Linked DNA regions of Homo sapiens: region 1 is linked to region 2. The links are chromatin loops, found by intact Hi-C in ENCODE. Cell type or tissue: A673. All regions are shown on one strand. Each heading gives the region's core, and the rest is flanking DNA. Links, peaks and the distances in the headings are about the cores only. Region 1 overlaps DPYD (dihydropyrimidine dehydrogenase). Region 2 has its middle 210 kb from the start of SNX7-DT.

Region 1 (2,925 bases), core at 190-2,689, 550 kb after region 2:
GGGAGTAGAACACAGAGGAAATATGATGGGAAGATACATAAGAAAGGACAGCCAGGCCAGGTACGATGACTTACGCCTGTAATCCCAGCACTTTGGGAGGCCAAGTGGTGTGGATTGTTTGAACTCAGGAGTTCAAGACCAGCCCGGGCAATAGGGCAAAACCCCATCTCTACAACACATACCAAAATTAGATTGGTGTGCTGGTGTGTGCCTGTAATCCTAGCTACTTGGGAGGCTGAGGCGGGAGGATTGCTTGAGCCTGAGAGATGGAAGCTGCAGTAAGCCATGATTACACCACTGCACTCCAGCTTGGGCAACAGAGTGACGCCTTGTCTCCAAAAAGAAAGGGGAAAAAAATGAAAAGATAGCCTTATGACTATGCAGACAGTGATTGGAGTGATGCATCAACCAGCCAGAGGATAACAAGGATTGCCAGAACCTAGAAGAGACAACAAAGAATTCTCCCCTACAGATTTCAGAGGGAATATGACAAGGTTGACACCTTTACTTTAGACTTCTAGACTTGAGAATGAGTGAGGCAGTAAATTTCTGTTTTAAGCCACTAAGTTTGTGTAATTTTTTTAATGGCAGCCCAAGAAAATGAATACAAATTTTGATGTGAACTGCAAAGGAGCTGGGATATTTGTGGAAGGAAGAAAGGAAGGAAGGAAAGAGGAAGGACAAAGAACGTAAGGAAGGGAGGGAGGAGGAAGCAGGGGAGGACCTCAGATACTTTGATATTAGGAATAAATGAGACTGGGGATAACTAACATTTGTAAGAGACAGTATTTATTAAATTCAAATTTTTGTAGTTGAAGGAAGTAATTGGGGTTGACTATTCCTAAATATGAAGAATCCTAAATATGCTATTAAAGTCCTGGTTCTGGCACTTTTGAGCTTTGTGAACTTAAGCTAATTTCCCCATCTATAAAATCGAGATCGTGATCCTTGTTCTGCTTATCTTATAATGTTGTTGTTTGGAAGAAATAAGTTAAGAACAAATGCAAATGTAAGCTGTTACTATCATGAAGTTGCTTAACTTCCAGATATGCACAGTCCTTATATGAAGGGAAAAGATGTTTGTTATCAAATATGGAAAAGAACCAGGTAGATAATTTTTTAAAACCCACACTAAAAATTAAACACAGCAGTTCCCCTTCATCCAATTTTTGCTTTTTGTAGTTTTAGGTCTGAAAATATTAAATGTGAAATTCCAGAAATAAATAATTCATAAGTTTTAAATTGCACGATTTTGGGTAATGTGATGAAATCTTTCATTGTTCCGCTCCTTCCTGCCCAGCCCATGACTCATCGCTTTGTCCAGCCAGGGTCTCCACACTTTCTAAGCTCCCTGCCTGCTAGTCACTTAGTAACCATGCTAGTTCTCAGATGACTGTGGCAATATTGGAGTCCTTTGTATTCAAGAAACGCATATTTTACTTAATAATGGCTCTAGAGTGCAACAGTAGTGATGGAGACAATTCATATATGCCAAAGAGAAGCAGTAAAGTGCTTCCTCAAGTGAAAATGTGAAAATTCTTTACTTAAGGAAAGATACTGAGATTGCTAAGATCTATGGTAAGAATGAATCTTCTGTCCCTGAAGCTGTGAAGAAGGAAAAAGAAATTCTTGCAAGTTTTGCAGTTGCACCACAGGCTGTAAAAGTTACAGTTCATGAGAAGTGCTCAGTTACAACGGAAAAAGCATTGAAAACAAATATATATGTAGGGTTCAATACTATCTGCAGTTTCAGACATCCACTGGGGGAGTCTTGGAACATATCCCCGTGGATTAGGGTGGACTCCTGTATACATTTTTCGAAAGCTTAAGTTACCAACAAAACATATTATTCCATAGTTCAATTTTATAAGTAATTTTTAAGTACTTGCTGTATCTTGGGAACTATATTAAGTACCACTTAGAGTCTGGTTAGAAAGATAAATGCATCTCCTCTAAATGTGCTTTTGATACAGAACAGAAGATGAGGCAATTTCACCAATAATTATATATCAAGACAGAAAGTCATAAGTACTTGGGGATGATGGTTCAGAATTATGGTGTAAGAGTTAAAATAAGCATGTTATAAATTCACATTCATGCAACTTAATAATTTAGTTTTACACCATTATTTAGATTATATTTAATAAATGATAAAGAAATTCATATAAGTTTTGTTACAGTTTCCCTTCACCTTCACCTCAATATCCAGTAATTTAGGGGCCAGAAAATGAATTAGGTGATCATTTTCCAAGGACAGGTGAAGGAAGGCTGTCCTGGCTGAAATGGGTCAGGTGTGAGGCAGGTGTAAGTATAGGAGCTGGCAGAGTTAGAATTAATAGGGATCATCATGGATCTATGCACTCAGAGCATTTTTTTTTCTTGTTCCCTACTTAAGAACATGTTTCCAGTCTTAAAAAGATGTATCCGTTTCAGAAATGGTGAAACCAAGGACATAGAAAGGTTAAATGGTTTGATTAAAGTCAGTAGTGAACTGGAAACTAAAATCTATGAATATGAGCTCAGTTTTACATTGCTGTTTATTCAGACATTAAAATACATGACATGAAAATTAGGAATCATAGAGGTATAGAAGTGGGAAGTCCTTCAAAAGTTACCTCATTTTTCCTGACCGTATGTATTCACTGAGTTTCTCAATAAGATGTTTAATATTCGGTTCTTCAAGGAGTCCTTCACATGTGTAAATGAAGCAAGGTATGAATGGCGTCTAATCCACAGGCCAGATGGTTGCAGTGGAGGGAGCTGATGAGATATCATCAATCACTTCTCTACATCATGTCAAATGACCAGTTTTGTCCTTTGCCGGCCACTTTGGCAGCTGACAGGACAGAATCTTTATTTGTTGGGAAATTTGGAAAAAGAAATAGGCAAACTGGATTACCGGACTGGAATTGGTTTTGGGATTCT
Region 2 (2,925 bases), core at 222-2,721:
AACATTAGAATTAACCTCTATCAATTTAATAATAATTCTACATGAGCCAGATTCCAGTCCTTCATAACTAAAGTTGTGAATCCCTTAGCCAAAAATAAGAAAGGAAAGTCTGAAATAAGACGTTTATGCTGTTTGAGAAAACAAAAACACAGATTGACCCTATATTTTTCTTTAATCTGTCTAAAATCAATTAGATATTTGAATTGTGGTATTGTATTTCCAGGAAGCTTCATTGCTTTCTATTATCGTCATGACAAAAATAAACAATTCCTTTTGAAATCATAAAGAAAAATGCCTCCCACTGAGTTGATGTTGTGTGCTATTATATGAAGAACATATGTGTAATAAAAAATGAGAAATTATGGATCAAATAATGATGTTGAAGCCACTCACGTAAACAATAGAGAGCATTTTGGATGAACTCCAAATATCATCATTATTGTTTAATTTCAGCCCCAGTTATGTATCTGCCTAGGCTAGTGTCAAAGATAATAATCTCACCAGATAGATATAAAATGCACAATTAAAATTACATAGCTTCATTATTCTGTTTACACACAGTACTAAACCACTTTTTTCCAGCTGACTGACCCAGCAGAGCATTTTGTTCATTCAGCTCCCTTGCAAATTCAGTGGGCTGATACCCATTTCTTTGTATATATTAAGTCATTTTCTATCAATGTAGGAATAAAGTAACTAAGAAGAGGCATGAACATATTTGCTTTCTAGTGAATCTGTTCTTTACATCTTGCCCTCTGTCTTTCACATACAATTATGGGTTTTTAAAGTAGGGGAGAGCCTTACTGGAAGTCACAAAATGCCAATTAAAAGAAATGGACAGAAGCTCATTGCCAAATAACTCATTCTGAGAAAAAGAAGACAAAGACGGCTACGCATTTCAGCCCTCCTCACTGAAATGTCCACTGCCAGTCAACACATGAGAGAACCCTCAACAGGAAAGGGATTTAGAAAGTTACTCAATCCAAGACTGACTTTAACTCAAAACTACTTGTCAAAGGAAGTTTTCATGTTTGCTACCAGCAAAAAAGAAAAGAAATCCAAAAGCAAAGAAAATAATAGCCAGAAATTTTTAAAACAGGGGTTAAAAAAATAAAGCATTGCCCAATTTATGTCTAAAATAAAGGTAATTCAGAAAACTATGATTTCTTGGTAGAAAGAAATATCATTTCCTATTGTTAAGTTATAGATTGAAAGACAAAACTTTTGTCATTTATTTTCTTTGAATGCAAAGCATTGCACTCTAAGTAGAGCTGAACAGGATCTGCCTCTCCATCACTGACAGTTAATAATTAAATCAAACATTATATTCAGCAATAGAACATATGCATCAGCTTCTTTCAAATTGCATTTCCTTCCTGTTAGGTCCATTAGCGTAAGCCAGACTGCCTTTAGAAACCCCCTTATTGCTGCTGTCTTTCAGCACAGTTCCTGAAATGGATAATGTGGTACATATTATAGGCAATTACACAGAACTCCCCAGCGATAGGGTTTTAGAGTTACAGAATGAAACAGCTGGAATTACAGAGCTATAAGCTAATCAGAAAAAAAAAAAGGAAAGAGTTAAAAAAAAATAACCTGGACAAAGAAAAAAAGTGGAAAGTGTGAGAGGTTCTATAAAAACATTGTTCCTAGGGAAGCTATTTGTACCAGAAGAATCTCCAGGGTTCACAGTGTAAAACTATCTAAATCTAAACAGGTTATTTTTAAAAATGGTTTTTGCCAAGTCTTTTATACTGGTGGTGTAAAAGCACATAACAGACAGCTAGCAAATTTGAGATATTGAAAACAATAACATTTTTCTCTCCAGCTTTACCAACGTGATATTTCCATATTAGTAACATTGTGAAAAATCTAGTCTTCTTTTTCAATTTTATTTCCATAAAAACACAAATGGTTCCAGAAGATGAAGTTTCTATTTACTAAATGCGCCACATATATAATATTTTCAACTTGTTATTTTACGCTTCGGCTCGGGTATGTAGTGCTCGTGCAATAGAGATAAGAAATTACATAATCTATCTCTCTTCTTGGTTTGGGTACTGCAATTGGAATGTTCTGCTGGAAAAGTCAGACACAAACATTATATGTATACCTAAAGGAAAAAAAGTTTTATATTCAGAGAGAAAATATATATTCTGATTTCTTTCAAGGTTTTAGGAAATAAAGAAATAATGGGTTTTGATGATAAAAATGTTGCTTCAGTTGGTTGTAAGCAAAGTGCAGTTTTTAGCTTGTGTCAATGAAGTGTTTAGAAATTTTTCCAGTAAAATTACCTTATAACTTGAGAAATAATGGAACTATCTGCACAGCAACTACTGGGAAATGAAACAAAAGTGGGTGCAATTTCAAACTTTAAATATAGTTACAGAACCGTTTTCAAATTTGTTACTAACATATTCTACAAAAATCTGAAGATATTAAAGGCAGAATATTTGTGCTGCTCCTGGAGGACTATTTCTTTCTCTATAAAGAGATGGATTACTGGGAGGCTGAGATGAGCAGATCACTGGAGGTCAGGAGTTCAAGACCAGCCTGGGCAACATGGTGAAACCCCACCGCTACCAAAAATACAAAAATTAGCTGGATGTGGTGGCAGAAACCTGGAATGCTAGCTATTCAGGAGGCTGAGGTACAAGAATAGCTTGAATCCGGGAGGCTGAGGTTGCAGTGAGCTGAGATTGAGCCATTGCACTTCAGCTGGGGTGAGAGAGTGAGACTCTATCTCAACAACAAAAAAAGAAAGAGATGGATTACATAGTCATAGCCAGATTTATGTGGCTACTTATGTACTTTCATAAGGCTTCAGTAGCCAATATTTATTTCAACAACAATACAATGGCAGCAGGAGGAATCTGGACATAAAATTTGCTACCAGTTTGATATCCTTAACAGTCATTGTCTTCC

The links. Hi-C counts contacts between places; a loop is a spot of excess contacts. Peaks named below come from ENCODE experiments on the same cell type or tissue, not always from the same donor. Only the 100,000 strongest peaks of a DNase experiment are listed, where the experiment ranks them.
Region 1: it touches region 2 in a loop (3-fold over the local background); 1 of 110 quality-filtered maps calls a loop at or near these places.

Annotation. Positions count from the first base shown.
Region 1 is chr1:97,905,475-97,908,399 of GRCh38, reverse strand. The region is part of intron 1 of DPYD (dihydropyrimidine dehydrogenase); the gene reads left to right. Among named protein-coding and RNA genes, the nearest start is that of DPYD, 14 kb to the left of the region's middle. In A673, for the core only: no CTCF peak of the experiment used is centred there; a DNase peak (open chromatin) is centred at 1,329; H3K4me3 peaks cover 1,062 bases; H3K27ac peaks cover 1,571 bases.
Region 2 is chr1:98,450,811-98,453,735 of GRCh38, reverse strand. No RefSeq gene overlaps it. Among named protein-coding and RNA genes, the nearest start is that of SNX7-DT, 210 kb to the left of the region's middle. In A673, for the core only: no CTCF peak of the experiment used is centred there; DNase peaks (open chromatin) are centred at 945 and 1,405; H3K4me3 peaks cover 1,574 bases; H3K27ac peaks cover 2,500 bases.